Regions from separate parts of the Mus musculus genome. Here regions 2, 3, 4, 5, 6 and 7 are each linked to region 1. Evidence: chromatin loops called from intact Hi-C (ENCODE). Cell type or tissue: heart. All regions are shown on one strand. Region 1 holds the start of Vegfa (vascular endothelial growth factor A). Region 2 overlaps Tmem63b (transmembrane protein 63b). Region 3 has its middle 9.7 kb from the start of Gm36122. Region 4 overlaps Gm46607 (a long non-coding RNA gene). Region 5 has its middle 8.6 kb from the start of Gm35399. Region 6 has its middle 20 kb from the start of Gm35692. Region 7 holds the start of Slc35b2 (solute carrier family 35, member B2).

The links. A loop is a pair of places that touch in the nucleus more often than their neighbours do. Peaks named below come from ENCODE experiments on the same cell type or tissue, not always from the same donor. Only the 100,000 strongest peaks of a DNase experiment are listed, where the experiment ranks them.
Region 2: a loop joins it to region 1, with 2.3 times the contacts of the local background. A loop is called at or near these places in 4 of 42 quality-filtered maps.
Region 3: a loop joins it to region 1, with 1.9 times the contacts of the local background. A loop is called at or near these places in 6 of 42 quality-filtered maps.
Region 4: a loop joins it to region 1, with 4 times the contacts of the local background. A loop is called at or near these places in 9 of 42 quality-filtered maps.
Region 5: it touches region 1 in a loop (2.2-fold over the local background); 3 of 42 quality-filtered maps call a loop at or near these places.
Region 6: a loop joins it to region 1, with 7 times the contacts of the local background. A loop is called at or near these places in 18 of 42 quality-filtered maps.
Region 7: it touches region 1 in a loop (2.2-fold over the local background); 3 of 42 quality-filtered maps call a loop at or near these places.

The regions. Positions count from the first base shown.
Region 1 is chr17:46,030,898-46,034,897 of GRCm38, forward strand. It overlaps Vegfa (vascular endothelial growth factor A), which reads right to left and starts at 1,480. Exons shown (of 7, transcript NM_009505.4): 1 at 394-1,480. The coding sequence starts at 993. In heart, a CTCF peak has its summit at 1,996 (motif pointing left); DNase peaks (open chromatin) are centred at 564, 984, 1,524, 1,934 and 1 weaker place; H3K4me3 peaks cover 2,303 bases; H3K27ac peaks cover 3,591 bases.
Region 2 is chr17:45,680,119-45,684,118 of GRCm38, forward strand. All of the region lies in intron 1 of Tmem63b (transmembrane protein 63b), which reads right to left. Among named protein-coding and RNA genes, the nearest start is that of Tmem63b, 4.1 kb to the right of the region's middle. In heart, a CTCF peak has its summit at 1,660 (motif pointing left); a DNase peak (open chromatin) is centred at 653; H3K4me3 peaks cover 685 bases; H3K27ac peaks cover 1,051 bases.
Region 3 is chr17:45,956,549-45,960,548 of GRCm38, forward strand. No RefSeq gene overlaps it. Among named protein-coding and RNA genes, the nearest start is that of Gm36122, 9.7 kb to the left of the region's middle. In heart, a CTCF peak has its summit at 2,103 (motif pointing right); no DNase peak of the experiment used is centred here; H3K27ac peaks cover 735 bases; H3K27me3 peaks cover 471 bases.
Region 4 is chr17:45,813,840-45,817,839 of GRCm38, forward strand. The region is part of intron 1 of Gm46607 (a long non-coding RNA gene); the gene reads left to right. Among named protein-coding and RNA genes, the nearest start is that of Gm35692, 13 kb to the right of the region's middle. In heart, a CTCF peak has its summit at 2,148; DNase peaks (open chromatin) are centred at 942, 2,262 and 2,922; H3K27ac peaks cover 1,468 bases; H3K27me3 peaks cover 1,112 bases.
Region 5 is chr17:45,579,945-45,583,944 of GRCm38, forward strand. No RefSeq gene overlaps it. Among named protein-coding and RNA genes, the nearest start is that of Gm35399, 8.6 kb to the left of the region's middle. In heart, CTCF peaks have their summits at 1,692 (motif pointing right), 1,908 and 2,987 (motif pointing left); DNase peaks (open chromatin) are centred at 517, 1,087, 1,707 and 1,989; H3K27ac peaks cover 1,300 bases.
Region 6 is chr17:45,847,110-45,851,109 of GRCm38, forward strand. No RefSeq gene overlaps it. Among named protein-coding and RNA genes, the nearest start is that of Gm35692, 20 kb to the left of the region's middle. In heart, CTCF peaks have their summits at 1,680 (motif pointing right) and 3,348 (motif pointing right); DNase peaks (open chromatin) are centred at 672, 972, 1,672 and 3,252; H3K27ac peaks cover 1,920 bases; H3K27me3 peaks cover 625 bases.
Region 7 is chr17:45,561,710-45,565,709 of GRCm38, forward strand. Nfkbie (nuclear factor of kappa light polypeptide gene enhancer in B cells inhibitor, epsilon) reads left to right here. Exons shown (of 6, transcript NM_008690.4): 6 at 293-1,460. The coding sequence ends at 358. Slc35b2 (solute carrier family 35, member B2) reads left to right here and starts at 2,227. Exons shown (of 4, transcript NM_001357105.1): 1 at 2,227-2,359; 2 at 2,871-3,064; 3 at 3,216-3,370. The coding sequence starts at 2,349. In heart, a CTCF peak has its summit at 2,152; DNase peaks (open chromatin) are centred at 1,752, 2,242 and 3,232; H3K4me3 peaks cover 1,781 bases; H3K27ac peaks cover 1,406 bases.

The sequences.
Region 1 (4,000 bases):
TCCGGACTCCCGCCCCCTTTGCCCGGACTTCCAGTTCTCCGGGGACCCGCGACCCGGAGCAAACTTCTGCCGCCAGCCTCGGCACAAGCCCAGCCCCCTCAGCCTCCTCCTCTGGCTCCCGCCCTCCGCTGCTCGGCCCAGATCGTACGTGCGGTGACTCTGGTGGGTGGGCAGGGCCCGCGTGGGCGGCGAGACGATCCTGGCGCCCTCCCACCTAGCGCGCACCCCCTCCCCCTCCACGTACGACGACAGAGGGGGACGCCTCGCGCCCGGTGCCCAAGGACCCGCGTGGGGCACGAAGCCCCCCACGCGCGCGCTCGCACGCACGCACGTCCCCAAGCGGGAGAGGCGCTCGCCACGGCCCGGCGACAGCAGACGGGCACGACCGCTTACCTTGGCATGGTGGAGGTACAGCAGTAAAGCCAGGGTCCAGTGCACCCAAGAGAGCAGAAAGTTCATGGTTTCGGAGGCCCGTCCGGGGCCGGCGCGGCTCGCGCTCCCTCTCCGGCTCGGACTGCGAGGCAGCCCGCTCTCTTGCGCGCCTTGGCGGGCTCCTCTCCCTTCTGGAACCGAGGCCCGGGCCGGGGCCTGGGGCGCGCGCGCGGCTGGAGCACTGTCTGCGCACACGGCCGCCTCACCCGTCCATGAGCTCGGCTCCTGAGAGCCGAGCGCCCACTGCGGCCCCCTCTCCTCTTCCTTCTCTTCCTCCCCTCTCTTCTCGGGCCCCGGCTTCTCCAGGCCCGAGCTAGCACTTCTCCCAGCTCCGATCGGTTTGTCTCCTGCGGCGCAGACCACGGCTACTACGGAGCGAGAAGAGCCCAGAAGTTGGACGAAAAGTTTCCGTGCAATCCCGCGAGCCCCGACCCCCTCCACCCCGCCTCCGGGCGCGGGCTTCGGTTCCTCGCGGCTCGCCGCCGCGTCCACCGTCGGCAGCCCGCCGGCGAGGAGGTGGGCGCTGGGGCTGGGGGCGGTGTCTGTCTGTCTGTCCGTCAGCGCGACTGGTCCGATGCAAGATCCCAAGGGGGAGGGCTCACGCCGCGCTCTGGCGGTCACCCCCAAAAGCAGGTCAGTCACTTTGCCCCTGTCCCTCTCTCTGTTCGCTCGCCAGCGCGCTCTCTCTGACCGGTCTCTCTCTCTCTTCCTTGACTTCTCTCTGGAGCTCTTGATACCTCTTTCGTCTGCTGATTTCCACAATCCGAAGTGATTTGAGGGAGTGAAGAACCAACCTCCTCAAACCGTTGGCACGATTTAAGAGGGGAATAGGAAGCAAAAATAAATTAAAGCGTAAAACAATACAGTTTAAGAAAAAAAAATTAAGAGGTTTGAATATCAAATCCCAGAGCACAGACTCCCGGGCTGGTGAGTCCGCTGAATAGTCTGCCTTGTCGCTGCGTCTCGCGACAGAGCTCCGCTGCCGCCGCTCAGCTCGCCCCCAGTGCCGCGGCCTCGCTGCAGCTCGGCTGCCCCAAGCCTCTGCGCTTCTCACCGGTAACAGCGGTGGAAGAAAAAGAGGAAATCTAGCTCCACCCCCAAGCCCCGCCCAGACCCGCCCCGGGGAGCGGTCTGGTGGAGCCAGGCACCGCCTTTCGGGGAGCCCCTAGGCCACTACCGCGAAATGGAAAGCTAAACCCCTTACCAGGGTCCACGGCCTCAAAATTATCTGTGCACCCCTTCAAACTGGGCTCAGGAACACACTGGGAATCCCAGAGTATTGGGAATCAGGGGAGACAGGAGAGTGAGGTTATATGCGGACAGGGTCTAAGAACAATTCCCTTTCCCAGGAATATAGGAGAAAGTAGGGGTTGGAAGGCGGAGAGCTGGCAGGGACGTATGAGGATAGGGACAACTAGAGTGACCCCTGGCTTTCTCCCCCACCTCACAAACACACTACACACACACACACATGCATGCACGCACTCACATTGACACACGCGTCCTCCCTCACGCAGACTCGGCTCGCCCAAGTTCACGATCTCCCCGTGATGGCCGAGCGCCCCCTAGTGACTACATTATGCACACCCCAACTCTTGCTCAAATGGCACGGGTCTTGGAAAGGGGGTGAGAGTTGATTCTTGAGTGCGGCAGACTTTGAGCTCCCAAATAATTGCGTGTTTCTGACATACACACACACCCAAAAAGTTGCGTGTTTGACCTCGGAAGCATAACTCTAGGTTTATATGTGGGGAGGGGGTTACGGGGGGGGGGGAGTATGCTTATCTGAGCCCTTGTCTGATCTGCAGTCATCAGGAGCTAGGGCCCTGGGGTGAATGGGATCCTCTGGGAAGTTTCCAGAGAGGCTTCTCTGGAGAGAATTTGGCACCAAATTTGTGGCACTGAGAACGGGAAGTGGAGTTCTGGAGTTAGTCAGTGGCGGGGAGTGAGACGACCTGTGGAAACCCACGTATGCACTGTGTAGTCTGGCAGAGCCCTGAAGGAGAGACAGCTGGGCAGACAGAGGCCCTTGTTCCTCCTGATCTCTCTCTCTCACACACACACACACACACACACAGAGATGTTGCCAGGGAACTGAAGCCAGGGTGCCAATGGGGGCAGAAGCGGGCCAGGCCGGCATGGTGATTCAAACCTACCCTAGCATTCAGAAAGGTAGGTAGGCCAGCTGCCCAGCGCTGCCGCCAACCCTCGGAAGGGTGGGAGTAGAGGCTCCCTCAGTTCTAGCCTAGGCTTACGGTTCATCTTCTAAACAGAATTCAGGGGTGTACTCTGTCCTCCCATTCTCCCTAAAACCCTTGGCTATTTCTCTATGCTTGCACACTTAGCCCGTGTGGCTCTGTCCCCTCTCTTTCTACTAAGTCCCCTTCTCCATGTCCTCAGTGTCTTCCTTAAGAGCTCTCCAAAACCCCCACCTCTAACCCACCCTTGGATATAGGAACCAGCCTGGAAAAATTCCTGGTTGGGCTTTGGCCCAGCTGCTCCTAGGCTCCCCTGGGAACAAGAGGGGGCTCCGATACCTGTGGGAAGAGAGGGACCAACCAGTCCCAGCCCTCACCCAGATCTGCTGGACTTCTGAGAAAGAGAACTCAACAATCTTCCTATTGCCCCCCCCCCCAGTGTAATCCACTATCTCCATCCCTCTGCACACAGTACTGAAGCTGGGTGGGTGCTGGCACCTCTTGGGCACCCCAATTCCAATGGAGCAGTAGTATGAGGATCTTATGAGGAAGGGAGCTGGCTCCTCACGCTATCCCTTCCTGCCCATCATTACTAGTCCCGAGTCCCCTCCTGGATGGCTCTCTTGTAGCAGGGAAAGTAGTAGTTAGTAAATGTTTGCTGGTCCAGAGCCCTCCTGTGGGTTTCCTCACCTGATCCTGATCCCTGCTCTAAGCAACTAAGAGGAGTCAGAAAGGAAAGCCACCAAATGTCTCACGTGTCTGTCTCTAACCGCAAGAACACCAAATGTAGCTCCCTGTCAGGGGGCCCCTGTCTCTCATCGTGGCATAACAGAGGCTGTAGACACTGAAGGCTCCCAAAGCGCTGCCCTTCTCATCTCCACCTCCTCCAGCTGTGATTCTCAACCCTCAACCCTTTGGAGGGACTGTCCAACAACCCTTTCACAGGGGTCGCATATCAGATGGCCTGCATGTCAGAGAGTTACATTATGATCCATAATAGTAACAAAATTACAGTTATGAAGTAGCAACAAAAATATTTTTATGTTGCCTGTGGGGGGGGGCTGGGGGGGTCACCACAACATGAGGAACTGTACTAAAGGGTCTCAGCATTAGGAAGGCTGAGAACCACAGTTCTGTGGTCTTGGGAAAGGCCACGGGCCTACAGAAGAGGGACTCAGTAAAGGATTCTGAGGTTTGGAGCAAAATGAAGAGACTTTGAGGGGAATCAGCTCTTCTCGACTTCACGGCTTTAGACTCCTCCTCCTATCCTGAGATAGCCATGATATGTATATGTATAGTATATGTATATATACATGTAGTATATGTGTATATATATGTATAAGGTGTTCCCAGATGAGCCTGTACAGGGA
Region 2 (4,000 bases), 350 kb before region 1:
CTGATCTCTGCAGGCACCAGGCATGCATGTGGTGCACACACGTACGTATGTATGTATGTATGCAGACAAAACACTCATACATATAAAGCAATGGGAATAGATTTTAAAATGATGGGTAGAGACCTGTCTCTATGCCAGAGAATAAGAGTCCAGAGCCAACATTGTGATCTTCTCAGAAGAAGCCCTAAATTCAATCTCTGTGACTATAATAAATGAAAGAAGAATTAAAGGGGGGGGGGTTACGTCTCTGCCTTTTGGCTAAGTTCAAGTGAAAAATATGAAGAGAGAACCAGAATGATCAAATGCGCTTAGAGTTTTTAATTCTGTTAACCTCCTCCACATAACCACCTTCTAAACAGATGTTCAGCATCAGGCTGCTCCTGTGTCCTCGGAGCAGAGCACTGCGCTGGAAGGCAGGTAAACTAACCAAATGTCAGAGTCTGTGTCACCACGCTGGCCCTTGCCATACCTGCTTCTCTCCATCACATTTCCAGCCCAGCTCTCCTCCCTTCTCTCCAACTAGCTGTATAGGGGGAAAACAGAGGGGTGTAAGGACTACAACTCCCAGAATGCCGTGCTTCTGTCAACGGAGCAGAGCAGGCTGGGAATGCTGTGCCCTCCAGCCAGCTTTTCCATTGGCAAAAGAGAGGGAAGAGTGGGCGAGGCCTCTAAAGGCCCCCAGCAACCACTGTACTACTGTCTTGCCCGGTGCCTGCCTGGTGCCCTGCCACAGCCTTTGTGCCCTGAGTGGATGAAGGGCAGGAGAGGAGGCAAGGGGAAGCCAGTTGGAGCCCTGGGCTCTGGAAGGGCTTGGGGACAAAGCTGAGCAGGGCTCTGGGGAGGTTCCCAGGCTGAAGAAGTGTGGCTGCAGCAGAGACAGCTACCACAGCAGCACATCTCCCCCCGGCCCTACTCTGGGGCCCCTGGGGGCCCCTTCTGCTGACAACATGGACAGTCTGCCTGGGGTAGGGCCCCTAGGGAAGAAAGGCAACCAGACAAAGAGAGAGAACAACAAATCTAGAAGAGATAACTAGCAGGTTGGAAGCAACTGTCTGTCCCTTAGCCCCTTAGGGTGACCTAGCACCTCTGGGGTCCCCTCCTCCCATTCAAACATCCAATCACTCAGGGCAGGAGCCAGGAGCGCGCTGTGAGGACGTGAGCATTGTTTATCTGTTTCTCTTGGTCCAAAGGAGTCTTTGCAAAGCCTGCTTCAGAGCAGAGCAGAGAATAACTCCCTGCATGTGTTATACAGGCTCCTTTTTCTGGCCCAAAGCTGCCTTTAAAAACACATGAGTTGAGCCGGGCAGTGGTGGCGCGTGCCTTTAATCCCAGCACTTGGGAGGCAGAGGCAGGCGGATTTCTGAGTTCAAGACCAGCCTGGTCTACAAAGTGAGTTCCAGGACAGCCAGGGCTACACAGAGAAACCCTGTCTCAAAAAAACCAAAAAAAAAAACAAAAAACAACAACAACAACAACAAAAAACCCACAAACCAACAAACCACATGAGTTTAATCACTGAAGCAAGTACTAGTTATCTAGTGTCCATTGTTTTAAGATGACAGCACTGGCTTCTCTTGAAGACAAGGATTCAATTCCCAGTGCCCACAGGGCAGCTAACAACTGTGAACTCCAGCTCCAGAACTGACACCCTCTTCTGGCCTCTGCTGGTATTGCACCCACATGGTACACAGACACGCACAGGCAGAACACTACTACACATAAAATAAATACTAAATCTTTTAAAACAAAAGAATAGCATACATGACCACATTTAATCCTCAAACATCCTGTCATTTGAAGATGTGAGTACTGGGCCCAGAAAGGCTAAGTACTTTCCCACAAGGTCTCACTGCCAATAAAATGATAGAAGCTGGAATTCAAACCTAAGTCAACTTCTACCTAAGCTGGGACCCTTCTCTGAACACAAAGGCACTTTGCTGATAGGCCTAGAACAGGTGAAGGTGTAGCCTGGCCTCACTCTTCCAATCTGTAACAAAGAAACACCAGGATGGCTCTCCCAGAGAGGTAACAAAGTATCCACAGTGGGGGGAGGGGGCACTGTCTCTGTCTCTCACCAAGGTCTCTTTATGTAGCCTAGGCTGATCTCCGACTTACCATCCTCTGCATATATGGATGTTTCATAAATAAAATGCTTATTATTTGTTCTTGGGCCATGAATACAAGAGCAGTCCAGTGCTGACATATGTTCAGATTTGTAAATATGGTCATATGTGGGTCTTGTCTGCACAGGATGCTAGATTACTACATGATAGTGTGCAGAACTAAAGGGACTTGTGGCCTCTGAATGGAGGAGTGTGTGTGTGTGTGTCTGTCTGTCTGTCTGTCTGTGTCTTGGTGTATAAATTAAGACACACAGATGCTGAGGCTCCAGGACTGATTAATATAGGTGTTTTAGGGAGGGAGACCCCAACTAGCCCTTCTCCCCTCCCCCTGCCCCCACCTTTTTTTTTTTAATTCTTTGAGACAAGGTCTCATATATTGCAGACTGGCTTTACTCTTGTTATGAAGCTGTGGATGACCTTAAATTTCTGTCTCTACTTCCCAAGTGCTGGAAATCCAACCTAGGGCTTCACGTATGCTAAGCATGTTATCAACCATGCTATATCTCCAGTCCTGACTTCTCTGAACTCCAGGAACTTCAGTGCCTATTCCCACCCCTTGTCCAAACTCCTTCGATGACATCCTCCTGTTCCCATCTTCCCTACTCTGAAGGAAGATGGGACACTCTGGGAGCTTCTACAAGATGTGGCTCTGTTACTGTGGGTGAGAGTTCCCCAGGATCGAACACACAGATCCTCCCCTGCACCCAAGGTGAGCAAGGCACACCCAGATCACCCATCCACAGGAAGGAAACAGGGACCTGAGAAGGGAGTGGAGCCAGGCAAGGTCACGGGGTAGGTAAGAGGTGGAGTTGGGCTGGTGGCTTTGCTGGTTGACTTCGATGACTTCAAGTTCTTTAACTGTAGGGGTGGGGTTGCTGGGTTGTGTCATTCAGGGCAGCTGCTTTCAAATCCAGCCTAGCACTGGGGAGCCGAAGGATAGAAGTAGCAGGTGAAGGTTCTCCCAACCTAGACATACCCAGCCAGCTGTGATCCCATTTCTCTATTTGGATAATGAAGTTTGTATTGTATAGGGATGGGGGGCGAATTTTAGCTTAACCAAATCAAGGTTGTCATTTCACTAATAAAAACTGTGTTATAGGTTAGAAGTTATTTTTTGTTTGTTTGTTTGTTTTCCTTGTAGAGTTTAGGGCTTCTTTAGGTTCTTACAAAGCCAGTGAATAAGAAATTAACTCTTAGTATGCCATCCGGGCATCGGTCCTCCAATCTATAACAAATACCAAAGGTTTTGCTTGGCTTTGGTGGAACTCAGAGAAAGGCAAAGGTATATCATTGTATCCATAGGTGGCTCCCTCCCCCATCTTTTTAGGATTTAGCGATATAGCCTCCTAGGCTTGATTCCAAGTCAAGACACAAATAAGTGTTCCACCACACCTGCCTGTCTTGCTTTTATTCTGTCCCCGGCATTACTCCATTAAGCACCTTGCAAATGTTGCTATTTGCCACCCCTCACAACCCCAACAGGCCACTGACACACAGAGAAGGCAAATAACTTGGGGAAGGTCACACAGCAGTCTGTGACAGATCCAGAGATGGGCGGAGGCATTTCGCTGCTCCTGCCAATAGGGCTCCTCCACTAGCAGGCTCGGAGGGCTGTCAGCACCAGCTCTGAGGAACGCCATGCCCTAAATCTACAGGTTTGCCTTTCGTCTTGCATGGAGCTGATTCCTAACTCAAGTGTGGGGTTTGTGGGTTCAAGTTCTAAGGCAGGGGAAGAGGACCAAGAGACCTAAGATGAAGCACACTTGGCTTTTATTCTGGACAGGGTACTTAACCAGCTCAGGGTCTTCACCTATAAAATAGAGACAACTCAACCCTGCGGCTGCTTGAAAGATTTAATAAAATTAAAAACAAAACAA
Region 3 (4,000 bases), 74 kb before region 1:
CTTGGAAGATTTTGGCTAGCTGTAGAGCACTCCAGTCCTCACAGCTGGTTAGCTCCTCCCAGGGTGGGAATACATACGGGAGTCAGGAGGTGTAGGGGGAGGGACCGAGTGATTTCTCCCAAGAACCCAGTGATAGGCTTGTGTGCCCAGAGAAATGTAAGAAAGTCAGTGTTCAGATGGAGCAGGCCCACACGTGGCTGTCGACTGTGTGGCAAGGACCACCCATATGTGGGGCAGCTCACAGTTGCCTTCAAAATTCAGAATGAGCTTGGCCTTTGTAGCTTTTCCTGCAGCTACGTTCCCACGAGGACCAGATGGCATGTGGATTGGGGACGCTTGTTTACCACACTGTTTATAATAATAAGAGCCTGCGAACAGGCCGGTCTTCTCAGAAGGGGTCTGGCAAAATAATCTCGGAGCAGTAACTCCGAGTTTATTGAGTGCCTGCTACTCATGCTGCTGCCTGGTGAGAGCATCCTTCAGGACCAGTTATCTAACGGGATCCTCACAAAACACTTTGGGGTCAATGTTTGCTTTCCCGTCAGGCCCATAAAGGAGGAAACTGAGTCACCGAGACATTAAGCAACAGGTTGAATGTCAACCAGCTGGCTCATACCAGAGTGGGGATCTAAACTATAGAAGCCCCCCTCCTCCAAAGTCTGTGCTCTGCCCGAGACATCCCCTCCAAGAGTGAATGCTCAGCTCTCTGTTAGAGGGAATGCACCGGAGTGGAGAAACAGAACGAGGCGATTCTGAGCCTCTGGGTTAAGCAGGAGAAAAATGACACAGAGCCTCGTGGAGACTCGGCTGTCTGTGTGGGAGAAAAGTTTGTAAATATATATATATTAGGCTATCTTTGGAAGAATATACAGGAAATCAGTAACTGGGACCTCCAAAGGGAACCTGAGTTATGGATGGATGAGAGGGTAGAGAGACTAACATTTCTGTTCAGATTTATTTCCAGCTTTTGGCTGTGCCTTGAGGTCATTTCACACTTACAGAAAGGCTATAAAAATAAGACCTGGGGAGTGGGATGGGAAAGGGAGGGTTAGGGCTCTTGCTACCCAGAAGATGGGAAGGAGTGGAGGATGCTGGTAGTCAGGAGACTACCCTGTCCTCTCCTCTTCCCCATGTGTTGGACTTGGGACCCCAGGTGGGCACAGAGCCTTTGTCCTGGGAACAATCCAGACACAGGGCGGGAAGACCAGTTCCCTGCCATCCCTTGGATGTCATCCTATGGCACTTTCCCCTACAGACCTCAGTTATTGTGACTCTGTCATCCTGCCATCTGCCCTGGGTTTTCATGGCAAGAGCCCTTAGGTCTAGGTGAGCCTCATTCCTTCTTGTCCGCACCCTCAACTGCAATCTTTCTGATTGGGGCTCCCTGAAGATGGGTCACATCGTCTTCATATTGGAGGCTTCTGGAGGTCAGGTTACACCCCCCATCAGACTGGGGTTCCTTAAGGATGGGACAATGTCTCCCTCAGACAAGCTCCCTGAGTGCAGGCTGTGTTCTCCTCATCCAGGCCTCCTCATACCAGGCTTGTATAGAGCAGTGGTTCGTGCCCCCTTAGCCTCCCCCTGACTCCTTTCCAACACCCCAACCTGGTACTTGTGTTCCCTCAAGCCTTTTGCCTATTGAAGCAGTGGCTGAAAGCCTGTATTGACACCAACGACCCATGGCCAGGCCATTGCATAACCACAGCACAGCCACGAGTTCCCGATGATTCAGCACTGAGGCCTACACAGCATTTATACCTCTGTGCTCCTGGACTCAGCCAGGTACCTCAGAAGCAAAGGGCATGAGCAGCAGGATTCTACTTCACCCAGGAACCTTAACCCCAGCACTGTACTCCAAGAGAAAGACGTATGCATTTGTTTTTTCTTAGCTGCCCAGACCTGGTCTTTCTGGGTGTCTGAGCTAGGCTAAGTGCCCTGCCTGAGTTCCAGGCTGGGGCTGGGCCAAGGCACCCACCTACTATCAAGATCCTGTAGTTGGAGCTTAGATCCCTCAAGTAGGGTTGTGGCCCAGGAGGAGAGGGACCAAGAAGGGGACCTCAGGGGCCAGCTTGAGGCTGGGGGTCAGCTGAGTAGTTCTTTTATAGACCACTAGATGTCACTTCCATTTCAAAGGAACCCACTGGCTTTCTTCAGTCAGGTCCCCCAGCCTCCAAGTCTTAAAGGCATACAAGCAAACTTCACCATCCCCAGAGCACCAGGACACTGGACAGCTGGCAAGGAAAGACCTCTAGGCTTGAGCTGAAGGCTCTGGGAGTTCCTTAGTAGCCCACCCAGCCCCACCGAGAACAGGAAGGGTGGAGCCCCAGTTCTCGTTCCCCAGTACCTTCATGGATAGTCTGAGGCTGGCATCTTCTCAAACAGAAGGTCAAACATGTGATTAAAGAAAAGGGGGTAACCATATGACAAGAAACAGATGCCATGCCTCAAGCCTCCTCCTCGGGCTGAGAGATTCCAGTCAGATTCCAGTTCACTGGGGGCCACGGTATCGATCCTCCTAGGTGGCTCAGTGGTCAAGAACATTTGATGCTCTTCCAAAGGACCCAGGTTCGACTCCCAACACCCCCATGGTAGCTTACACCTGTCTCTGACTCCAGCTCTTGGGGATCTGATTCTCCCTCCAGGCATGCATATGATACACCCACACACATGCAGACCAAACATGAATACACATATAATAAATTTAATTTAATTTAAAAGATTTTCAATAATTTCATATAAGAAGCTTTTCTCTACCCGTGCCCCCCAACACTCAGCCAACATCTCTTAGCTGCCTGACACCTGTTACGATAATTGATATGCAAGTATTTATTCCTTTGGAGTCCATAGTCGCCTTCCTGAGCTAAGTATCATTGACTCTCGTATTGTTGGTGAGGAACCCAGGGTTGCGGAGAGGCAGCCAAGACAGTTGTCCTTAGCTCTCTTGCTGGCCCACCTCTGCTCCAGCTCCCACTGAGCGGGAGCCTAGCTGTCTACAGCTCACATGACTGTTAACAATCATCACTTTTAGCGCTCATTCAGGGGCTTCCAAGTTGGTTCGCCTGTCAGCCTCACCAGAGGAGTTTTGAAATGGTCAATTTCCCTAATTGGGCACCTGTCGCTCTCCTGTGAGGGCTGGGATGAGCAGGTGGGGTTGGTAGAGAGAGAGGGCTCATCGATAAAAAAAAAAACCACTGAATCACCACAAAGCCCTGAGTTCGGGTGTCAGAAACCTGCAAAAAGTCAGGCAGAGTCTCCAGTGAGTCACCTTTGACCCCAGCACTATGGGGGTGGGGGGCAGAGACAGGAAGATCTCTGGAGGGGGGTGTTGCTGGCTGCAAGTTTAGCTGAAAATAAAAAAATAGACCCCAGAGTTGTGGAGAAACCTTGCTTCAAAGAAGTAAGCCATAAATTGATAGAGAAGGACACCTGATAGCCTCTTCTGGTCTCCCAGTGTGTGCAAAGTCGTGTTCATCCATGTGTGCACATATGTATACACTACACGCATACATATACTGTTTAAGTAGTTTCAAAGAAAAACCAAGTTAGGGAGCACTCTGTAGAACACTCACTCACCCTGTACCCCACAGGGGTCAAATAGGCATGTGACTCTCTGTTGCTGTTGTTGTTGTTGTTGTTTTGTTGTTGTTGTATTAGGGGGTTGCTTTGTTTTTATTTTTAAACTTTATTAATATCATGCACACATCATATGTGTGCATGCAATGGCTGGATCTGTAGGTCAGAAGTCAGCTCTGTAGTCAGTCCTCTCCTTCCACCTTCACTTGTGTTCCCGGGGTCAGACTCCTGTGTGCAGCCAGCAGGTCCACCCACTGGGCCCTGCCCCTCAGTGGGCCTTTACTGTCGCTACTGTTGAGATAGGCCATGACTCCACAGTCCTAGCTGGGCTTGAGCTTGCAGGAATGCTCTTGCCTCAGTCTCCAAGAGCTAGGATTGGACCCAGTGTTGACCTTTAAATTATGACTGGCCCCAGTTCTATGCAAGT
Region 4 (4,000 bases), 220 kb before region 1:
CTCACTCTATAGACCAGGCTGCCCTCAAACTCACTGAGATCCATCTGCCTCAGCCACCACACCCAGCTTTCAATCTCTTTTCCTTGCCCACACACAGGACAGGTTCTGCCATTGGCGGTATGACCTTAGACAAGTCACCCTGTCTCTTTGTCATAGGACACCATGTGCCCTCGAGGCACAGTGAGGGGCTCCTGAGATGGGGGACTTCAGGACTCAGAAGGGACAGAGGGACAGCTTTGCTCGCTGGCCTCCAGGCAGCTCCGTAGCCTGGTGTTATTATTGGTTTTCCCCTCTTGCCTGTTTGGCATGAGACTTTGCCCTTCCAGTGAAAATTGAAACTAATGACCATGTTCTCATCTCACATGAAAGTCTGTGGAGAAGGCAGGTGTCTCCTATCTGCTCTGGGAAGGTGTCCTTGCACACTAGGTAAGAGTCAGGTTCTGGGTAGAAAGGGCCAAGCAGAGAAGACAGCCATCTAGAGCTCAGCATGAATCCTAACCTCGACAGCCGAGCACCTGTGAGCAACTGCCTCATCTGCTCATCTTTGAATGCCCTGTCTCAGTTTCTCTCTCTGCTTGGTGGGTCCTGTGCCGGCCCCCAAGAGGCTATTACCACTGGCTGGTCGACCCTGAACTATGGACAGCCAGAATAGCCTTTGGGTTCCCACCCTTCCCGGCAGACTAAGACAGTCCTGGCTTAGCCTGCTTCTCAGAGTGGGTGAAAGAATCGGAGTGGTGGGAGCTGCTGCAAGCCCAGAATTGAGCCCCGGGCAAGTTACAGGAGCAGCTAGTAAAGATTAAGCCCAAGCCAGAATCCACTTAGCCGGACCTGAGAGGGTGTCCTGGAACTGGGTGGGGCTGAGGTCAGAGGGGAAGATGGCCAAAAGGCCTCCACCCACAAGTCCATCCCGGGACTCTCTCCTGCAAACAGCATCATCTGGAGCAGGGCCGCTGCAGCTGGAGGAGGTGGGAGGGTGTGGCCTACGTGCGCTCAGGCTTTCCCAGGCTCCCCCAGCTCACTGATGTCCCTGCAGCTGCAGCCACCCAAAGATTCCCTCCACCTCCCTCCAGCGGTGGTGCCCCGGCCGTGAACTCTCAGGGAATAAACAGGGGCAGAGCTTGCAGAGTGATGAGCACGACAAACCGCCCCCCCCCCGACAATGTAAACTCCCCAGATATATTTATGTTGTCTGGTCCTGGTCCGGGGTCCTCTGTCCGGTCCAGAGGTGTCACACCATGCGAATGTCACTTGTACAAAGAATCTGGGCTCTTCCACCTAGTGGTAGGAGAGGCAGGGAGAGACTCAGAGCATCGTGGGGGTGACTGGAGCTGGGAGCTCAAGGTGGGTGCTGCAAGCTAGAGCCTGGCTCTGCCCGGAAGGAGCCCCCAACTACAAGCTAGAGTGTGGCAAAGAAGACATGGAGCAGGAATGAGTCTTGCTACAGTGTTGCCTGAACCGTGCCTCTAGACAGCTGCAGACTGGGATCTTAAGAGGATCCCTAGCCTGGACAGTGACCTGGGTCACTCTGTGGCCTTCCAGGGCCAGTCTTGGTCCTAGACTCTAGGGTCATATGGCCTGGGGTTCTGTCTAACTGACAAACGCCCCTCAAGACTCCAGTTCTTTCTTTACCTTTTAATTGCCCTCTCAGCTGGGCACCTTGCCAAGACTCTTGTTCATATTATCTCATTTAAGTCTCACACTGGTCGGAAGGCAGGAACCACCGTTTCCTCACGACCAAGGGGAGTCTGAGGAGTCAGACAGATGCCCTGAAGTGATGGAGGCGGAACCTTCCAAGTGTCAAAACTTCTTAGCCCTAGAGAGCTAGAGACGGATGACCAGGAACCCTGGTAAACTGTCTCTAGACTGTGCCAGAAAGCAAGAGAGGCCCGGTCCTGCCCTGAAGGAGCCCAGATTAAGTGGGACACAACCCCATCTGGGAGATCTCTAACCCTGAGTGCTGTCCTCAGAGAGACCTGGTCTGAGGGAGACACTGTCTGACATCAGTCGGCTCTAGCCTGAGAAAGACAGGGCCTGCCTGGCCTCAGAGATTGCCAGTTTGAAGAACACACAGGGCCTATCCCCTGGGAACGTTGAGTCTTAGGGGGAGCCCCAGACCACAAGAAATGACTGACCACACACTGGGGAGGCAGGTGGAGCCAGAGGGCTTTGCAGAGCTGGAGAAGGAGGAGTTTGGCAAATGGTGCACAGCTTTCTGTGGCCCTGGAGACCAGTGCTGTGTTCCTGCAAGGTCCTGATTAGGAAACAAGGTTCTGCTGCCCCCTGTGCCCCCCTCTCCTGGCTGGAAGGATGTCCTGGCCATGCTCACCCTGCCTGGGAGGAGCAGGCAAACAGTACCCTGTGACAAGCAGGCCACTGGGAACAGAATATGTCTTGGGAATGACACCCAGGGAAGGCTATTTTCATCCGGGAAGTCTCCTGCTTCTGATGCTCAGCCCAAAATAACCAGGTTCCTACGGGGACTGTCACCATGGGCTGTCACCAGCCACCTGTAGCACCTAGTTCACCATGGTCAAGTCAAATTCCTTTTTTTTTTTTTTTTTGTTTTTGGATGTAGAGCTGACTTCCCTTCAGACGTCCTTAGGTAGAATCTCTGTTTAAGAAGCCCTGGAATGGTAGGGTTATAGCTCCAATACTTGAACTGGAGAGGTTCGGGGGACTTTTTAACTTCCAGGTCTGCAGCCTGCTTACCTGAAGAGGGTTTTTTTTATTTTTTTGGAGGGGGGAGTAAGGGAGGCAGTGGGAACAGGGTAGAGTCAGGTGGCTTTTCACCATCCGTGCTGTGACTTGTGTATGGCTGGGAAACCAGATCTTCTCCACATGGCCAGTGGGTTCACTGGAGCCTGGCTGTACCTGGCAGTGCCAGGCTGCCCTGCTGCTGGCCACATGGCCCCTGATGGGAGGGTTCACATGTCCCAGCACCAGCCAGCCACCTGCTGCTTCCTACCTCCCAAAATAGGGAAGGCTGGCCTTCTCCCCTTACTACCCATGTCTCGGCATGGGGCACTCCCTCCTTCCTACCCTGCACCACCATGGGAGGCGTTGAGGGATTGACCTTCAAGCCTGACTTTCCTCAAAGCTGGTATCTTGATGTGGCTTATGGAAATTGTTCAGATTCTGGACTGGCTACAGAATTGGGGGCTTCTTGTAGGAATTAGTGTCCTGCATTAAGAAGTACCCCACATTCTCTTCTCTTCAGCATCCAACACAACTCAAGGGGCTTGGGCTGTTGACCCGAGCAGTGTGTGTGTGTGTGTGTGTGTGTGTGTGTGTGTGTGTTGTATGTGTATACACACATCTTTGGAGTTTGTATGTATGTTGCATATGTGTGTGAATATATGATCATGTTTGCCCACCTGTGTAGTAGTTGTGCATGAGTATATACATGCATTTGGAGTTTGTGTGTGTATAGACATTTATATTTGTGTATGTGTGAGTGGAGGCCAGAGTCTGACAATGGATTTCTTCTTCAGTGGCCTGTTGTTATGAAGAGGGTCTCATTGAACCTGGAGCTCAGTGATTCAGAGACTCCGGCTATCAAGCAGGCCCCATGGGTCCCTCTGCCTCTGCCTCTCCAGTGCTGGGATGAGAGGCATTTATTACTGTGTCCAGCTTTTCATCTGAGCAGGGATCCAAACTCAAGTCCTGATGCTTGCCTAGCGAGCACTTGACTGACTGAGTCGTCTACCCAGCCCGAATCCAAGCAATATTAGCCTCTCTTTACTGAGGGTAGAAAAGGCTGAAGTACGCAGGCTGGGAAGGATGCCCCCCCCCCCCCGCAATGCATCCAGCTCCCCCCTATGACTCCTTTAACACACAGCAGCCATTGCTGAGTGCTTGATACCTGCGAGAAACTCTGCCAGCTCTCACCATCCATTCATGGGTTTCAGCTTCAATGAACCTTACCAAACGAATCTTTGCCGAACATCACACAGCAGGGATACAGAGGAGACGGTGTATCCAAGCCCAGGTCAGAACAATA
Region 5 (4,000 bases), 450 kb before region 1:
TTTTGAGTCAGGGTTTCACAGTGTAGCCTTCCTTGGCTGTCCTCGAACTCAACTCTGTTAGACCAGGCTGGCCTCAAACTCACAGAAATCCCCCTGCCTCTGCTTCCTGAGTCCTGGGATTAAAGGCACGCACCGCATCGTCATGCCTGCCTACAGAATCCCTTTTTCATCCTTTAGCCTTTCTGTTTTCCAGAGTAAACCAGGCACGCATCGAGGAGTCCCAGTCCCCAGCTATGGGAGAGCTGAGTCATTCATGATCTCTGTGGCTCTCCACCTGTTACCTTCCCTGCTTTACACATGAGAGACTCTGAGTACCTGGTGTAAGGTGACCTGGGCACGAGGTGCAGTGGTATAGGTCCCACAGTCTGACTTCCTCACAAGCAAGTGGAGAAGGTGCTCCCATTGAGGTGGGGGGCAGGGAACCTGTGACATCACATACTTTGCTTAGCTCCAGCAGCCCCTACCCCAAACCCAGGGTGCATCCCGTCTCCAAAGTCTTGGGATTCCTAGCTGACTGACTGACAGCAAGAGCCCAAGCAGTAATCCACACTGGAAGAGGTAACTAGGTAAGTATGGCTTGGTTCTCAAGCTCCCAGCGCCCAGAGGTGTGGGGGAGGGGAGCAGGTAGCTTAGGTGGACCACCCCAGGATGCCGAGACTCATCCTGGTTACCAGGGGACCTTACGGGGCAGCAGCATTAAGAGTATCTTCTTGCTGTTCAGTGGTGGTGCACACCTTTAATCCCAGCATTTGGGAGGCAAAGGCAGGCAGATTTCTGAGTTTGAGGCCAGCCTGGTCTACAGAGTGAGTTTCAGGACAGCCAGGGCTACACGGAGAAACCCTGTCTCGAAAAACCAATAAATAAATAAATAAATAAATAGTATCTTCTTACCCTGTACCAACTCTAATAAATAAATAAATAAATAAATAAATAAATAAATAGTATCTTCTTACCCTGTACCAACTCTAGGCACGTGGTTTAATTCCCTTAGCAGAGCCTGCCCGATGTTCCCACTCCCTGGCGAGAAACCGGAGCCACAGAGAATGGCTTTTCCTGGTTTGAACAGCTGGGCCCAAGACAGATGACTCTGTGGGTCTGAATTCAAGCCAAGTGGCCCTACCCCCTGAAAAGGCCAAGGAAGAGCGTGCTGCTGTCTCGGGCCCTGCTGATCCACACTTAGCACTTCCCCACAGCTAGGACCCAGAAAGCCGCGTGCTCGGGACTACCGGGAGGGGTAGAGGGCTGAATGGGCACACCATGAAAACAAACAGGGTAAGCCTGTTTTTCTAGCCTGGCTAGAACACAGTCATCGATGGGTTAAGGAGTTGAGGACTCTGGCCATTCCCACCCTAGGAACACTACGGTCCCCAGGGACCTGTATGGACTGCCAGCCTAGCTGTGACATCATTCTGGCCAATCTCCTGCCGTCACACTTTCCTGTTTGCACAGCCAGACAGCACAGTTCTCTGCTCACATCCATTCCTAGTTGCTATCAACTTAATTCTACGAACAATTTAGTTTAGGTGAGAATTGAGGTTCTCCTGTCTCTCCACTTCCTTGTACCCTTGTTTTCACATCTCCTCCTTTCTATACCTAGAGGTTTTTAAACAAAGGTAGAATTTACCAGTCTTCTCATGTAAACACCGGAAAAAGCAGACATCCTTGCAGTCACTGGTCTGCTCAATTGCAGTGGTGGATTATGACCACAAGGGGGTGCTCTGCAATCTTCACCATATTGACCCACACAGTAAAGGACTTTTACATCAGTGGCAGCCATCCAGAAAACAGCAGTTCAGTAGACTGCTTTGAACAGAGACCAGAGACGTCAGGAAGTGATGTACAACATTGTGGCAGGAAGGATACCTGGCAGTCCCTTGCTCAAGCTTCCCTCCCTCCCAGGAGGAGGAAGTAACCTGCAGTGGGTCCTGACTCTCCTTGACCTTCAAGGTGGTGCCTACAGAGCTCACTTGTGGTCAGAAGCCATCAGTGTAGTTACTCAGGGACAAGGCTATGCATTAGAAGAGTTTGAGGTGGGGGAGGCTGAAGAGAGATCTCAGTGGTTCTTAAGAGCACTGGCTCCTCTTACAGAGCACCTGGGTTCAATTCCCAGGACCCACATGGTAGTTCACAACTGTCTGCAACTAGATGTATATGCAAGCAAAACACCAATGTACATAAAATTGTTTTTTTTTTTTAAAAAGACTTTGGGAGAAAACGATTATATTCCAGATATTTTCTTCAACACTGGTGGCAGAATCATAAATGCCCCCCTCCGACACCCATTCAGGTCAGTGCCAGAGTTAAGAGCCTACTAACATTCAAGGACATTCAAGCAATGAATGTCACCACATAGGTGGGTGGGACATGAGATGGGGTAAACTTGACAAGCGTCACATGCTCATGAATATCTTCAGATCACCCCTAGGAACCAGGGAGCACTTTCAGCTCAAAGTGTGACAGGAGATAAGTCATATCACCAACGCCCTAGGGCGCAGAACGGGGAGAGACTTTCACAAGCCAATGGTAGAGAGTCAAACATCAGGGAACTTTGGGGAAGGGAGAGACACCCTTGTAATCACTGCACAAAAATTCCCTTGTGATGGTGCCATGCCTCAATCCTAGCCCTCGGGAGAGTAGCCATAGTGAGTACCATGCCAGCCAGGATGCACAGCCATCTTGCTGAATCTTCAACACTCTTCGGAAAAGCTAAGACCAGTAAAAAAGTAGTTACAGGCAGGACAGCGGTGGCACATACCTTACTTCCTAGTGCTCAGGAGGCAGAGACAGGAGGATCTCTAGAGAGCAAGTTCCAAGACAGTCAGGGCTACACAGAAAAACTGACTCAAAAAAAGGGGGGAGGGCGGGGAAAGGGGAGGGCTGGAGAGATGGCTCAGCGGTGAGAACACTGACTGCTCTCCCAGAGGTCCTGAGTTCAACTCTCAGCAACCACAAGGTGGCTCACAAGCATCTGTAGTGGGGTCTGGTGCCCTCTTCTGGTATGTCTGAGGACAGCTACAGTGTACTCACATACATAAAATAAATCTTTGGAAAATGAGTAATTACACTCTCACCAGTTCCTTGTGGCCACACACGGGGGTGGATTAGAGGGAACCCAGGAGCCAGACTGTAGGTAGGAAGTTAGAGTTTGGGAAAAAAATTCGGGTTCCCCAGAGGCTACCAGTGTTGAAAAAGAAAGCTGCTAAACCTCTCGTGAATTTCAGTACGAGGAGGAAGTCAAGTCATTGGAGCTAAGGGCAAGCAGGAGAGACTTTGTTTGTATTTTTTAGCTTGCCTCCTAGTTAGGGAACAGGCAGTTTGAACCAGATAGCATAGGAAGGCCATTTCTAACAGAGCAGATGTATGCTGGGGGTGTTTGTTGGTTGATTGGTTTGGTTGTTTGAAACATGGTTTCTCTGTATAGCCCTGCTTTCCTGGAACTTGAACTGTAGACCACCAGAACAGCCTTGAACTCACAGATCTGCCTGCCTCTGCCTCCCAAGCGCCAGCATTAAAGGTGTGAGCTACCACTGCTGAGGCATGTATGCAGTTTTGACAAACTAGTCATGGACACCCGTGCTTGGTACAGTGATGCGTTTAACCTCCAACCCACCACCAAGCTTGACCTTAGTAAGGATTGATAACAAGCAACTGGGGAATGGAGGGAGGGATGGCTCAGTGGTTAAGAGCATTGGCTGCTCTTCCAGGAAACCTGGGTTCAATTCCCAGGAGCCACGTGGCAGCTCACAACTGTCTTTAACTCCAGTCCCAGAGGGTCAGATGCTCTGACACAGACATATATGTAAGCAAAAACACCAATGCACATTAATTTTAAAAAAAAAAAAAGAAGAAGAAGAAAAAGAATTGAAAACAACCCAGGCTATGGTTGTATACACCTTTAAATCCCAGCACTCAGGAAGCAGAGGCAGGTGGATCTCTGAGTTTAAGGCCAGCATGATCTATATATAGAGTTCCAGGACAGCCAAGGTTAGAGAGAAACTCT
Region 6 (4,000 bases), 180 kb before region 1:
GCCTGTATCGCCTGTGTGCTCAGTGGGTATGAGTGTCTAGCAGAGCCTCTTTCTGGTTTCCCCAGGAATGCACACTGTGCCCCCCGGGATGTGTGGGAGCTTACCAGGGCTCACTATGTCTTCCTTATTCCTGGATAGCTCTCTTAAGTGCCCTGCTGTTTTGACTGCTTTAATTTTTCCCTAACTAGTGACAGACCTCCAGTTAGTGGTGGTTTTGGTTACCATGTGCATCATTTGAACGACATGAGTATACCCACAGAGGCCCAGGTTGCATCGTGTTGAGTGATATGAGTGTGTATACACTAGCAAGGGTTCATGATTAGTCAATGACAGGTTAAGATCATGTTCAAATACAAGATCTAGGTACTGGCTTCCCGCGTCCTCCCTGGGCCGAAAGCTAAGCATAGTTACTAAGCTTGACTTTTTGTGCCCCTCTGATGGGGCTCCGGAGGGACCACAAGAAAGAGCTCTAGCAGCTATGGGGGCTGAGAAGGCACTTTTGAAGCATGAGATGGTTATCCACAGTCGTTGAACTTGCTTCCTTGGGTCATCCAGCCTTGCCTGTCCTAGCTGTCCCTCGGGGATCTAGGCCTGCAAGCTCAGTCAGCAGCCCTGGGGTGGGGTGCCAGGTGCCCTCTACACTGGCCTCCAATCACCAGGAGCTTGCCAGGAACTCAGGAGAAAGGTCTAATAGAGCCAAGGGAGCGATCGGTCCCCTCGGGGCAGGACTGCCAGCAGCAGAGTCACCCAGCACACGGCTAGCTCCTGATCCAGGAGCCCAGGCAAGACAGGGCTTGAGGCTAGGGGGTTCCTTGGACCCCAAAGTCTTCATTTAGAGGATGGGGAGTCAAAGAGTGGGCCCCACCCTGGGGACAAGCCTGTCCTTGAAGGGTACATGCAGATAGCACTCTGGGCTTGCCTCTGAAGGTCAGTGTACTCCACAGGCACACTGCGGTGGCGGCGGGGGTGGTGGCAGATAGAACTGGGCTGACAGTCACGTACGCTGATGTCACCGGGCACTCCACCTCCCTGAGGTATCACTTTCCCTATGATCAAGCCTGCAGCCCAAGTTCAGGGGCGCAGTCACGTCCCATCCTGGGCCCGCTCCTTCAGGTCCTTTCCACTGTATCACCTCAGGGGCGACCAAGGTCAGGGTGGGACACACCCCTGCTTCCCAGTGCCTTGGGGGTGTCAAGTGACAGTGACAGGTGTGTGAGAGCCAGGAGGCCAAGGCCAAGGCTGTCCCAGAGGTTATGTGGGATTGCCAGCCTAGGGGCTCAGTTGCTGGTCTATGGAGCTGAGCGGGACTACAGCTCAGGGGCTCCTGGCCTGAAGAAGGAATCACTTAAACTTAGACACAGGGAGTTTCCAGTCTGATGGGGAGCCAGCCTGGCTTGCACTCATCTGCAGACATAACTGTTGCCTCTGGAGTGGGTAGAGGGGCACCAGCATTCAAAGCCCCTCTGTACTCAACCTCTCTAGGAGGGGCTCAGATCACCCCAAATCCATCCTCCGTGTAGATCTCCTCAACAGATAACCTGAAGACCCGACAGGTGCCCGGCATGTGACTCCCTCACTCCCATAGTGGAAGGAGAGTCAGCCTCCAAGTGCAGACAGACAGACAGCAGCGGCGGCGTCCCAGTGTCTGAGCTCCTCCTCAGGGCTGGGTCCAGCAGAGGGAGCTGCCAGCCAGCGGGAGCTGAGGAGAGCTGTCCCTGACCCCTAAGAAGGCCTTGAGGATGCCATGCCCAATGGGTGTGGGATTTACCCCGGGGCTGGAGCTGCACAGGATCCAAGCTGCCCCACAACATCCTGATACTCAGCACTATCCCCTCAGAGACCCCTTTGAAGAACACCAGCTCTATGGCTCACTAGCTAGGCATAGCTGGTCTTTCAGTCACCTCTAGAGGAGGTAGAAATTCAAGGCGGCAGAGACCTAGGTGTAAATTCTTCCACTTTGCTTTCTATGTCTATAGCAGGAAAACTGGAGAGCCAGCTCAAACCTCAGTTTGACCGTCTGTGAAATGTACTGCCCTGACCTGAGACTCAATTTCCATCATCTGTAAAATGGGCGGTGATGAAGAGCCAGCACGTGGAATCTGTCTGGCACATAGCATGTGCCTGTGTGGGGTACAGTCCCTTCTCTACATTGTGTCCCTTCCGTGTTGGTCAGGGCTTCTCCTAAGCCAAAGTTGAGAAGCTCGGGTAGGGAGGCTCAAGCCGCATTGCTCAGATGAGTAGACTTCCCGGGTCTCTTCATTCTCCTCTGTCTCTCTGTCTCTCTGTCTCTCTGTCTCTCTGTCTCTCTGTCTCTCTGTCTCTCTGTCTCTCTGTCTCTCTGTCTCTGTCTCTCTCTGTCTCTCTCTGTCTCTCTGTCTCTGTCTCTCTCTCTCTCTCTCTCTCTTACACACACACACACACACACACACACACACACACACACACACACACACACACCCCTACAGCCAGAATGGAATGGGACAGATCTGAACCAGGGGCCACAACCCCACTGACCCCTCGCCCATCCCTAACCACCATTACTTGTAATCACACATTCCGGCTGTGGGTCAGCTCCTGCTAAGACGTGCTGGCCCCTGGCCGTCCTCCTCAGTGTCGGTGCTGATGTTAGTGGGTTCTAAATGCTCATTCCCCTTCCTAGTCAACGTGTTCACTGAGGATTGGCAAAAGTCTGTGATCTCACAGAACTGACATGCCAAGAGTGGAGGGGGACATATATCAAATGAAACAAGCACAATATATGGGATATGTGGGCAGGCTTACTACACAGTCCACACGGTCACCACAGTGCAGTGGAACGTCTGCTTAGCATATGGGAAGAGATGTGCAAATGTCCTGGGCTCCACTCACAGCTCTGAAAAGAAGAAAAAAAAAGTTGCAGGGAAACAAAATTTAGAGAACAGGGGACAGGCAGGAAGGGGACAGGGAATGATGTAGTTTTAAATAGGGAGGTTGGGGATGCCTCGATGAGAGGGGACAGTTTGAGTATGGACATCAAAGGGTGAGACCCTTGCACGCGGAAGTGAACACGCAGAGTGGCGAGGATGTCGTGTACAAAGGCCCTGCGCTGACTGTACTGTCCGATGGTTTGAGGGACAGCCAGGACAGCAGTAGGGGGTAAGGAATGACGTAGTGGCAGATAAGGTCCCAGGGAAGGACACCGAGCCCTTTGTCCCCAGGCCAAACACAGACAGAGGGAAAGAGCAGAAAACCTCCCTGATGGGCAGTAAGCAAAGAGCTGAGCCCAGAGCTCCCAGGACTGGAGATGGAGACACCTAGACCCACCCTGGCTTGGCCCTGAGACTCTGCCCAGTGGAGACTATTGCCAGCTGAGGGCACTGCCTATCTTCTAGAGCTCTTGGGTAGGTGTAGGGCTGCTCCCCACCTAAGCCAGGGTGAGCTGTAGAATCTGTGTAGTGAATGTTTTGACAGTCAGTCAATGAGGGAGTGGTCAGGACAAAGAGGAGGAAGGGCGGGACCAAGGAAGGAAGAAAGGAAGGAAGAAGGGAAGGACTGACGGACAAAATGAATGAGTATTGCTCACAGATCCAGGTCCTCAATGCCCTTAGCATAGAAACCAGGCTAGAGAGTTTGGAAAGCCACCCACAGAAAATCCAGGGAGGGCAGCAGGACCCTGAGGTCTCACCTTCTCTGCCAGTTCCTGGGTGACCATTGTCCCTAGCAATGCACTCCTCAGTGCATGCTCTGATACTGCAAGTGCATGCTCCAGGTAATGGGGGGATGTGGTCTTGGAGTGTAGTCACTGCCGCTGGTGGCATGTCACCATTATCAACCACAGACTGCAAGTCAGGTTCCATCCCAACTATGCCACTGGCAGATTCGAAGTAGCTTCCCTGAGCCAGACGAGGGGACAAGGGTTCTCCTCCCTGGGTGGGGAGCCCCCTCTTACCGTTGCTCAGCACCCTCTGAGCTCATCCACCCAGTACTCTTATTTCCTGGGAGACCAGCCCAGTGTCCAACT
Region 7 (4,000 bases), 470 kb before region 1:
GCCTTCCACACCCCAACCCTAACCCCAACAACAGCCACTGTGTATACATAGTGCCAATGGACATACTATATCTACTGTAAGGTCACTCCTAGCTCAGATATTCTGCATGGCTTATCTCAGATCTTGTCTAATCTTCGGGTCTCTGCCATGCCCAGGTCTTTCACTGTCTGGCCTTCAGCTTGCCCAGGTCCCTGCTGCCATCCCTGGTGCCATCACTTAGGGCATTAACTCTGCTTCTCTCTGTTTTCTCTCTCTCTCTCTCTCTCTCTCTCTCTCTCTCTCTCTCGCTCAGCTCCTTTCTTATTTGCCCTTCGATGACCTGAAAATCTCCGGCAAACCACTGCTATGTACTGACTGAAGCTCGGATGGGTCCCCACCGCTTCCCACCTGGAAGCTGGATCCGCAGCTGCTGCAGTTGGGACCCAAGCAATGTCGCCCCTCTGCTGATGCTGGTCCTGGGGCTAGCATAGTCCTAAAATGAGATGAAGGATTGCAGACGAGGAAGAGCCGATCTGGAAGGAAGGACTTCCCAAGTGGCCTGGATGGAGATTCTTGAAAGACCCTCGAAGCCACTGGTATCCTGAAGGAAGCCTCCTTGCTTCTGTTGAAGATGGCATGGGCTGAAATTGCCAGCTACCTGGAAAATGGGGATGAGCAAACTGACCCGAGGGGTCTCACCTAAAATACCTTTGTGAGTGTGTTTGGCACTGGGGTGTGAACCTAGAGCCTCCCCAGCGGTAGGCAAGCTTACTATCATGGAGCTGTGTCCCCGGCCCTCTTTTCATTTTTTATGTTGTGATGGGATCTCAATGAGTTGCCAGAGATGGCCTGGAACTCACTCTATAGCCCAGGCAGTCATCTTTGAACTGGGAACTTCCTGTCTCAGCCTCCTGAGTAGCTGGGATTATAGGTCTGGTGGCAGCGGGCCACCGCAAAGTTATCTAAAGACTTCAAACATAAGGCTCCCAACTGAACCTTTGCAGTTATTCTAATATGACACTAAAATGGAAGAGAGGGGCTTTAAAAAAAACAACAACAACAACGTTTCCCTTCTACAGTTGTATGCATAGGCAGGCCTGACTCTCGGGTAAAGGCAGAGAGAAGGAAACAAGCCCTGAGCAAGCACAGGGCCTTGCTGGGTATGGTAGGAGACCTAAGTGGTTCCTGCCACCACAGGCACATCTCCTTCATGTGGAAATGCCCAGGGCTGGAGAGTGAGGAGGAAGAATATGGAGACACACACGTGTCCCTGGAGAAGTTTGAGGACATTGATCACAAGAGAGTTGCAACTTTCCTCCCCCACCCAACCCCCTTAGACTCCACACACTGAGGGCCCTGCTAGGTCATGCACGAAGAAGGAGAAGAAATAAATCAACATACTTTCCGATGCTTAGCGCTTATAAGCACTAAGCAAATGCATCCTGTGAGTGAGACAGATATTAAAGGCATAAACAACTAAATATGTGGTTATACGTTGCAATGGGTGACTGGGAAGGAAGAAAACCGTTAGCAGGAAGGAGGACAATGGAGTGGGCGAAGGATCATCCTCTGGGAAGCTTCAAGCAGGTGTCGTTGAAATTGCGATTTAGGATGAGCAAGGGGAAAGACAGCATTGGGGAAGGCCTCCGATGAATTAAAGGAACTGAAAACAGGCCAACAGGACTCTACAAGGTTGGGCAAGTGGGCGAGGAGGACGCACCAGGTCATACAGAGCCTAGAAGGTCACAATCACAGGTACTAAGGGGATGATTACTGATGCAGCCAAAAAAGGAAGAGACATCATTGTTTAAAAACTAACGCCGGTTCTGGTGGCGCAGGCCGGTAGGATTTGCTGAAGGAGGCAGAGGCAGGAGGATCTGGAGTTCGAGGCCAGCCTGGGATACAGCGTGAGTTCCAGGACATCCAGGGCTACACAGAGAAACCCTGTCTCGAAAAAAAAAAAAAAAAAACACCAAAACAAAAAACAAAAAAACCGTAATGTAAGAGGAAGTACTGGGTCTCAGATACTCAAAATCCTAGTCCACTAGATGGCAATGGTCATCATCACTCTGTGTGGGTTGGGTTGGGTTGGGTTGATGGCTGTGACCAAGCAAGCTGGGAAAGGGAGGGAGTCCCAACTGGAGTTCCCCAGGGGAACCGGGCTTGGTCTGCCTCCGGGCCGCGTGGGGTCGCTGTGGCCGGAGTGTCGCGAAGGGGGCTGAGGCGGGGAGGAGGCGGGAAGAGCGCAGCACTTCCGCTGGCTGGCTGACTGGCTGGCTGCTGGAGCGGGCGGCAGAGGGAGCGGAGGGAGCGCGCGGCCCGGGGGACTCACATTCCCCGGTCCCCCCTCCGCCCCACGCGGCTGGGCCATGGACGCCAGGTGGGGGGCTCGGGCAGCCATGGCCCACGTGACCGAGACCCCGGGGCCACGTGACCGAGACCCCAGGGCTCCGGAGGCGGGGTGGGGGGTCCTCCAGCCGCAGATCCGCGTGGCACTGTTGGGAGCCCCGTGTGGATGGGCACGCGGCATGTGGCCTACGCTCCTCGCGGGGCTTCGGGGATTGTCGCGCGTAGGGGGATGAGGGACAGTGGCGCTTCGGAGAGGGAAGGGGGTGGGGGTTGCCTGTGGCCTGAGCTGCCCGCGCGCTGAAGGGAACAGAGGCGACCTATGTGGCTGGACAGGCGGGGCCGTCCCCGAGAAGGGAGGAGGTTCTGCCTGGCCTGCGCCGGACCCCCTGAGAGAGAGGGAGAGAGAGGCTCTTTGTCCGTCCCTCTGGGCTGCAGCGGAGGGGGCGGGGAGGCCACTGGGCACTTCCCTGGTACAGTCCCCTCCGGAGGGCAGAGAGGCGGAAGAGCTGCAAACCTAATCGTTGCTTCGGCTGTCCCAGCAGATGGTGGGCAGTAGTGGTACTCGCCACACTCCCTTCCTTGGGAGCAGGTGGAGAGTCACCCGAAGCCCCTCCGCAGTCCTGGACACAGCTGTGGCTCTTCCGCTTCTTGTTGAATGTAGCGGGCTATGCCAGCTTTATGGTACCTGGCTACCTCCTGGTGCAGTACTTAAGACGGAAGAACTACCTGGAGACAGGTAATGTGGCCAGAGGGTGGGGAGATGAGGGAAGTCTGGTTGCAGGTGTTGGCAGAGCGGGACTTGGGCCGGGAGGGAGGCCAGTAAGTCAGACACCGGATCGGGCTGGCTGCTCTGCAGAGGTTGTGGACCTTGACTGTGTCTTCTTCAGGCAGGGGTCTCTGCTTCCCCCTGGTGAAAGCCTGTGTGTTTGGCAATGAGCCCAAGGCTCCTGATGAGGTTCTCCTGGCTCCGCGGACAGAGACAGCGGAATCCACCCCGTCTTGGCAGGTCCTGAAGCTGGTCTTCTGTGCCTCGGGTCTCCAGGTAAGAATACAGGCTCCCCTTCTCTTCCCCAGCTGGGTACAGACAGCCCCTGACTTAAACCAAATTTTCCCTGCCCACCCCAAAGGTTTGTTAGTTTGGGTCTGGTTTGTGTCCCTACAGGACACAGCCCAGTCCTGAAAGTGAACTTCCAGCGCTTCCTTCAACACCTGTATTGAAATGAAAGTTCACTGTACACACGCATGTGTTCATGCGCACGTCCACGCGCGCGCGCGCGCACCCATGCAATGGCTTCTACAGTGTGGAAGAAGGCCTGCCTGAGTTGTATTTTTTTTCCCTATGCCCATATTCTGCTCTGTCTGTATGTTGTATCTGAGTGTGAATTTGAGGAATTGCTGGCTAAACATATCTCCAGAGCTGCTTCCCACATTATTATTTTGAGACAAGGTCTCACTCTGCAGCCCTAATTACTCCAGAACTCACTATATAGACCAGGTTGGTCTCCAGCTTAGAGATCCCCCTGCTCTACAAGTGCTAGGATTGATGACCCACCACACTGTTTTGACAGAGTTTCACAGGCTCAGACAGGCCTTGAACTTTCTTTTTTTTCTTCGCTGTTTTTCCAGACACAGTTTCTCTGAGTGGCTCTGGCTGTCCTGAAACTTGCTCTCA